Linked DNA regions of Homo sapiens: regions 2 and 3 are each linked to region 1. Evidence: chromatin loops called from intact Hi-C (ENCODE). Cell type or tissue: PC-3. All regions are shown on one strand.

The links. A loop is a pair of places that touch in the nucleus more often than their neighbours do. Peaks named below come from ENCODE experiments on the same cell type or tissue, not always from the same donor. Only the 100,000 strongest peaks of a DNase experiment are listed, where the experiment ranks them.
Region 2: a loop joins it to region 1, with 4 times the contacts of the local background. A loop is called at or near these places in 5 of 110 quality-filtered maps.
Region 3: a loop joins it to region 1, with 3 times the contacts of the local background. A loop is called at or near these places in 56 of 110 quality-filtered maps.

Annotation. Positions count from the first base shown.
Region 1 is chr3:100,589,384-100,591,883 of GRCh38, forward strand. No RefSeq gene overlaps it. Among named protein-coding and RNA genes, the nearest start is that of ADGRG7, 19 kb to the right of the region's middle. RefSeq lists a silencer at 1,291-1,450. In PC-3, CTCF peaks have their summits at 1,366 (motif pointing left), 1,569 and 2,295; a DNase peak (open chromatin) is centred at 1,338; H3K4me3 peaks cover 273 bases.
Region 2 is chr3:100,491,079-100,493,578 of GRCh38, forward strand. It overlaps TMEM45A (transmembrane protein 45A), which reads left to right and starts at 1,541. Exons shown (of 6, transcript NM_018004.3): 1 at 1,541-1,850. RefSeq lists a silencer at 1,259-1,558. In PC-3, no CTCF peak of the experiment used is centred here; a DNase peak (open chromatin) is centred at 1,403; H3K4me3 peaks cover 1,782 bases; H3K27ac peaks cover 496 bases.
Region 3 is chr3:99,831,165-99,833,664 of GRCh38, forward strand. The region is part of intron 1 of CMSS1 (cms1 ribosomal small subunit homolog); the gene reads left to right. All of the region lies in intron 5 of FILIP1L (filamin A interacting protein 1 like), which reads right to left. The region is part of intron 1 of LOC105374010 (a long non-coding RNA gene); the gene reads left to right. Among named protein-coding and RNA genes, the nearest start is that of HP09053, 8.6 kb to the left of the region's middle. In PC-3, a CTCF peak has its summit at 1,006 (motif pointing right); a DNase peak (open chromatin) is centred at 1,007; H3K27ac peaks cover 358 bases.

The sequences.
Region 1 (2,500 bases):
TGGTTAAGGAAATGTTCAAATGGAGGTGAAACAGTGCTCCTTATCTGAGTCCTCTCATGATCTTGGGCTGTTCTGCCTATTTTCACATCTTCTAAAGGGAGGATTAAAGATTTCAAGTAAAAAGCTGAAAGTGTAGGCCAAATAACACCTGATTTGCTGATCTGTGCCTGAGGCCCAAATACATACAGCCTCTAAAACATACAGGAATAAGCTCACCCACGTAATTAAGGGGCTTAGCAGTTTAGGATGGAACAACCCTCTTTCATCGGCTCAGAAACTGACGCAGCTTCCTTTTGCCTCTGATACCAAGTCTAAATTAATTAACATTATTCTCAAAGCTTAGACTATTTGGGTATCAAATCAAATCAAATAATGTCAATTGCATGTGATTCAATGTATAGTTATGTGCTCATCTTATGTTCTTAACATAAGGCTTTTACCAATCAGGCTGACTTGTTCTCTGTTCTCCCAAAACATTTTATTTTAATTCCCATATCTATGTTGAATTAACCGCCCTCTCTTCCTTCAACCTATCAGCTTAATTCTGAAGATTCTTTATGGCCAAATTCCAAACCTTTCCCTCCTACTACTTCATACTGCTCTCTTCTGTCTATAAATTCCTAGAGCAGAGAGCCTGGGGAATTACTGGATCATATGCTGTTTAGTCCTCTAATTATCCCTATCCATAAATTCTTCTCACTGCATTATAATTCCCTAAAGAGAAACATATTTCTTTGGTCTCTATTATAGCACCTAAGGAATCTTTCTTAACATGTAGTATTGAATAGGGAGCTCTAGGTGCAGAAAGAAGAGAGAAAGTATAAGGAAGATATTATCAATATGTCCTAAGATGTTGTCTGTAGGTGAAGACCCTGAGACTGGAGAGTTAGTGACTTGTCCAAGAGCAAGCAGTTAGTGGCCAAGCCCATCATCAGAGGTAAGTCTCCAGGCACCGTAAGTGCGGGCTCTTTCCACTTCAGCGGTTAGACTATTGCATAGTGAATGGCTCAGTTCCTTCTCAGATGGACCTGCCTTATTCTGAGGACCATCTGTCTTCATACCCCCACCTCTCTTCCTGTGTCCCATTCAGAGGAAGAAATGCCAGCTTCTGTTCAAATATCTCTGGTATTTGATTCTAGTCAGAGATTCAGGAAAGGGAGGATCACCACCAGGACAGTGATGGCCAGGGCACACGAGACTCCCCAGAATAAGATACCTTCCCCACTTCTCACTTCTCAAGATATGTGTCTAAAATATATTCCGTCTCTATTGTGTGTATAGTACGGAGGATGACTGAGGACTGACGATATTGCGGAATAGGCTGAACAGTGAAAAAGACAAGAGCGATGATGCTGCCCTCTAGTGGCAGAGTGTAGAAACACAACTCATAAGCAAACACCAAGTTCACATCCTAAAAGAAGCGTCCTTCACCCCAAGAAGTCAGACCACAAAAATAGTTAGAGGTAGAGTTTGAGTTATTTTAAAAAATCTTAGGTTTTAATTTATTAGTACTTTAATCCATTGTTATGGGTAAAATTGTGTCTGTCCCCCACAAATTTCATATTTTGAAGTCCTAACCCCCAGTACCTTAGAAGGTGATCTTATATGGAAATATGATAATTCCAGATCAAATTAGTTAAGATGAGGCCATACTGAAGTAGGGTAGTTTCCAATTTAATATGCCTTATGTCTTTATAAAAAATAAAAATTTGGACACACACACACACACACGTGGAAAACACCATATGGACATAAAGGAAGAGATTGGAGTGATATGTCTACAAGTCAAGGAATGCCGAAGTTTGGCAGCATACTATCAGAAGCTAACTAAGAGGGAGGCATGGAACAGATTCTCTCTAACACCTTGAAAGGGAGCATGGCCCTGACAATACCTTGATCTGGAATTTCTAGCCTCCAGAACTGTGAGACAAATTTCTGTTGTTTAAGCTGCTCCGTTTGTGATACTTTCTTATAGCAACCTTAGCAAACTCAAACAACCCCATTACTTTACATTAGTTTTAAGCTTAATGTTTTTAGATTTCAGAATAAAGCATGGAAAATGGTACACTGAGGGCAATACGGCAAATGCCAGGGATGAAGATATTATCTACCCCAAGTTTTATTACCAGCCATAAAATGCATTATCTTTGTTGAGAAACTTACTGACAACTTGGCTTAGTTATACATTTATACTATTTTATGGGCTCACCAGGTTGGCAAGTGTCCTTAACCAGTATTTTTGTCATTCCAACATTCCTCTGGGAGGCAATGTTTATACTTGTAAATCATTTATTAACTAGTGACTTCTGCATTGTTGTCTTTGGTGTCTTCTAATGTTTTATACGCTTGCTAACTAGATCACAAACTCGTTGAGTATCCTTGAATATCATACATTATTATTAAGCTTTCTGGGGATTATGGGCCTTCATATCCTGTAAAATGCATGGTTCTTATTGCAGAATGGCCCCTGTATTAGTTCTCCAGAGAAACAGAACCAATA
Region 2 (2,500 bases), 98 kb before region 1:
CCGTGGATGGCCATTGGGAGCCTAAGAGCAGTCTTTCGGAGCTAAGGGCAGCCTCTAGCTCACATCTAGAAAGAAACTGGGGAGTCAGTCCTAGAGCTGCAAAGAAATGAATTCTGTCAATGACCTGAGAAAGCTTGGAAATGATTCTTCTCCAGTAGAGCCTGCAGATGACAATGCAGCCCGGCTGACACCTTGATTGCACCCTTGTGAGAGCATAAGCAGAGGATCTAGTTTGGCCATGCCTGGACTTCCAACCTTCAGAAACTGTGCAGTGATATACATGTGTTGTACAAAGCACTAAGTTTGTGGGAATCTGTTGCGCAGCAATAGATGACAAATACACCAACAAACAAGACATTATCATTGTAGTGAAAGCTTTGGACACTCATAATAAATTCTGACCCCTGCAGGGATGGCAAATTGCAGATGAGTTTATGTATCTATGATGGAGTGCTGCAAACATATGTTTGGAGACATCTGTGGTAGGCTGGGATAGGTGCTGGGTCTTGGAGATTATTTTAATATCTATTTTATAAGGTAGTTGTAAGAATTAAATGTGATAATGCAGGTAAAAACTGTTTAATGCGGGGTCTGGTGCCTTCCCTGGCGTGCAGCCCAGTGAGTGTGGCTCTTGCCCACTTAATATTTCAATGAGGGAACGGTTCTGTCAATATGCACAAATTATAATGGCAATTGATTTGCAGATCTCTTCTTTCCTCCTCTCCTTCTAACTCACTAATCAAAAAACTGGTTAACCCTCCAACTGCTTTCCCAAGTTCAAAGCAACGTTTGGCGCAGTCCTTTCTCAATTCTCACACAACAAAGCAGTATTTCTCGGTTCCCTACAACGACCATCACTCAATACAAAAAACCAAGCAGGTCTGCCAAACCACTCTCATACCCAGTCCTGGTCATCTCCGCAGGAACAACTTCAATTCTGGTTAATAAGGACTTCAACGAAGGGTTCATTAAGGTTTTCCCTCCACCGAAAGAAAGAATACCGTCCCCAGGGAGCAGGCTCTTGGGCCCTATTATTTGCTCCCTGGAGAAAGTGAAGAGAGAGGAATCCCAAGGCGTGGCCTGAACGCCCTTTGGGGGCGTGGGCAGCCCGGAGCCCCAGCCTCTTCCACTCCAAGCACCAGGCGCGTCTTATTTTCAGCCCCCAAACGGCTACAAATCATCCGCCTTATTTTCAGCCTCCAAACGGCTACAAATCATCCTGTTTAAACAAAGCGGTCTGTCTAAAAGGAGGGGCATAACAGGGCCGGGGCAGGGGCAAGACCTGGGAGTAGGCAACCTCCCTCTCTGCCCCGAGCCGTCCCGGCCGCGCAGCCGCCGAGTGCCACATCAGCGACGGCGCTGCACTTCCACATTCCCTTAGGATGCAGCCAGCGGGCCTGAGAGAGGGGCGGGCCCGAGGCCCTCCGGAGTGGCGGGCCGCCCGGCCAATCGGCAGCAAGTGAAGAGCTGCGGCCACCAATGAGCTGGGGCTTGTGCCAGCCGCGGCCGCCGAGGCCCGTGCCCCGCGGGGGGAACAGATGAAGCACATCTGGACAGCTGTGCGGCCTCCTCGCGGGCCGACGTCAGCCGAGCACGTCCCCCACGTCCTCTCCTTCTCGCCACTTATTATTTATTCGTTTTCCCAAAGAAGCGACTAGGGACCCAAGTTTAAAAATTCCTCCCCCCACCCAATGCGAGACGTGGCCAGATCCCATCCAACACACGGTTTAATTTTCATGGGGCTCTGGGATCAAAAGAACAGAAACAGCAACAACAAAAGCCCAGCCGCTGTCTGATTTTAAGCTGGCAAAGTGGGAAAAATAAAGTGTTGAGTAAACAGACCAAGTTGGGTAAGTTTTGGATACGTGCTGGATATCATATTTCTCTTGCCGTGATCTCTATCCTGTGTCTTTTTACTGTTCTCACCAGCTTTCTCTTCATCAAGGGGAGAAAAGTAACACTTGCTGCGACAAACTGGACCCTTCGCTCCCTTCTCTTCCGTTTCACTAACATTTTAATTTAATTTTTTTGGTTTGCTATTCTTTTTTTTTTTTTTTTTTTTTTGGTGAGCTAGTTTTAAATATCCTGGGAGCAGCAATGTGACTGATATTCTGTTGTAAACCTCTAACTCCAAAATTGAATCTATTGATAAATTTATTTCTCTATTTTCTTTCTGTGAAAATACTGTGGGTATTTGTAAAGCCAAAATCGTTTTTTATCCCCAACTCTGGGACTGTTTTGATGGGAGATTGAGAAAATTATCTGATCTTTTCAGAATTAACACGTTTGCTTCTGTTAATAGGATGTCTAATATAAATTACGTAAAACCTGGGTTATGCAGGTAGTTGCTGGATTTTTCACTTAAATCTGGAGGTAGTTGCAAGCCAAATATATATCTTTTCGGTATTCTCCTATCCATAGTGGGAGACCTGAATTCCTTTATAATTGTTAAAAACAAACAAACATGTGACAGACCACTTGTGTGTTCATAAACTTATAA
Region 3 (2,500 bases), 760 kb before region 1:
ACAGTTAAATGAATAGGATGTGTTAAATGAATTATAGTATAATTATGACAACATGCTTTGTTAATGAGGCCAAAGCTTCAGGAAAACGTTTACTTAGATATGTTAAAAGTAGAATTTAAAACTGTGTACATGCTTTAATTATTTACATGTGAAGAGAAAAATACTAAAAGAAAATGCACCCATGCTATTGGTTGTTAACCCTGATTAGTGGACTTACAGGTACTTTTGATTTTTCTTACATTTTCTGTGTTCTCCACATATTTTATAGTAAGTATGCTATGAGAAAAAGGAACACTAAATTGTTTTAAAAGACGAAAAAGGAAGGAAACAACTTGGAGATCAGGACATTTCTGTGAACAACCATATTATCCAAGCCATGAGCAGTAGAAGCTGCAGTTGAAGTCAGTGACAGACTAATCAAGTCTGCTAATATTGTGACTATAGCATTAATAATAGCCTTCCCAAGATGGATTTCTGTGATGTCCTGTAACTTTATCAAGATTTAGATTGGGTCTCCAATTTAGTGTTCAAAAATCTATGTTGGGATCGTCTTTAAATTGTAGATTTCTGAATCTTACTCCTATGCATTGTAATTCATTGGTTTGTGGATATGTCCAGCAATTCACATTTTTAATAAACTCTCAGAGTGATTTCTTCAACTCAGGTGGTTGGCCTACCACACTTGGAAAAGTGCTGCCATAATTGAACTTCCTTTAGATGTAAGCTTTATTTTTTCTTCACCTGGAACTCTAGCCTACCTGGGTATGCATAGTTCAATACTGTGAAAGGCCGAGACAGATTGGTATGACACACAGTATTGGTGGAGCTCGTTTCTTTTGAGCAACACTGATACGTGTTGGTGAAGAAAATGTGGCTTGGAATGGTGGTCACTGATACTTTCAGGCCCAGCTGCCTGAAGGTTACTGGGCTCCTACTTGTTTCTACACCATTGATGTGCAAGCTTTTGTTTTCTAGGTAACTCCATTTTCATTACGTAGTTTTTACCTCTAGATGGCAGCAAAGGCTTGTTATTTTATCAGAACAACCCCAATTGTCATTCCTAAATCTTTTTTTTTTTTTTTTTGAGACGGAGTCTCGCTGTATCACCCAGACTGGAGTGCAGTGGCGCGATATCGGCTCACTGCAAGCTCCGCCTCCCGGGCTCCCGCCATTCTCCTGCCTCAGCCTCCCCAGTAGCTGGGACCACAGGCGACCGCCACCACGCCCGGCTAATTTTTTGTATTTTTAGTAGAGACGGGGTTTCACTGTGTTAGCCAGGATGATCTCGATCTCCTGACCTCATGATCCGCCCGCCTTGGCCTCCCAAAGTGCTGGGATTACAGGTGTGAGCCACTGCGCCCAGCCATTCCCAAATCTTTAAAAAAAAAAAAAAAAAGGCCTAGCGCAGTGGCTCATACCTGTAATCCCAGCACTTTGCGAGGCTGAGGCGGGCGGATCACTTGAGGTCAGGAGTTCGAGACCAGCCTGGCCAACACGGTGAAACCCTGTCTCTACTGAAAATACAAAACAGCCGGGCGTCGTGGCGCACTCCTGTAATCCCAGCTACTTGGAGGCTAAGGCAGGAGAATCGCTTGAACCCACGAGGCGGAGGTTGCAGTGAGCCGAGATCATAGCATTGCACTCCAGCCTGGGCCACAGAGCAAGACTCTGTCTCAAAAAAAAAAAAAAAAAAGTTGTTTTTTTTTTTTTTCTTGTATGACTTATCCTTGGACATGTTTCAGTAAATGAGGTATGGAGCATTAAAATGTGTCATCTCTTGGATCATTTTTATAGAGCGTTATGTCAAATAGCTCCAAGAAAGTTTTGTCCAAATTTGGAATGCATATTGCAAGAGAAATACATGCATATGGCTCTTTTAAGACCACACAGTGAATGTTCTACTCAGAGTTGGAGGCTCCTGGGTTTCATCAAAGAGCAGATGTCTTGGAGGAGATTAAGCAAGTTGGAAAGCTCATTCATAGAAGAAAACGATTTTTTAATAAATGCTTAACCCAGTTCAACATGAAGACTGGGATTTGGAATGCCTTAAAAGTCTGAAGGATGTTGAGTTCAATGAGGCAGAAGAAGTGGTTCCACCTAGGGAGCAGTAGAAAGAAGAGGAGTAAATTTGTGGAATATATTAAATTCTAAAAGTGTTGGTTTGTTTTATCCATAGATTCTCAAAAGAAACCTAGCAATCTAGAAGACTCCCTGGTTACAGTGAGTTATTAGAAGGCATTGAGTCATAATGAGCAAAAGAAGTATGGAAAGGTGAAGTGTTTTCAGTTGTATTCAAAGTCTCAGTTCTATAGCCCAATTTCTACATGACTCTTTTGTTCTTCCACTTTATCATGGAGCACAAATATACCAGAACAAAATCAGCATTTATGGAGAAACTATCAGATCTCAGACAGCTGGAGTCAGGATGTTTCCTTTTCTCTAAAGGAAATTAATTTTGTAAGTGCTTTGAACTTTTTGATCTGTATTGACAACGTGTTGT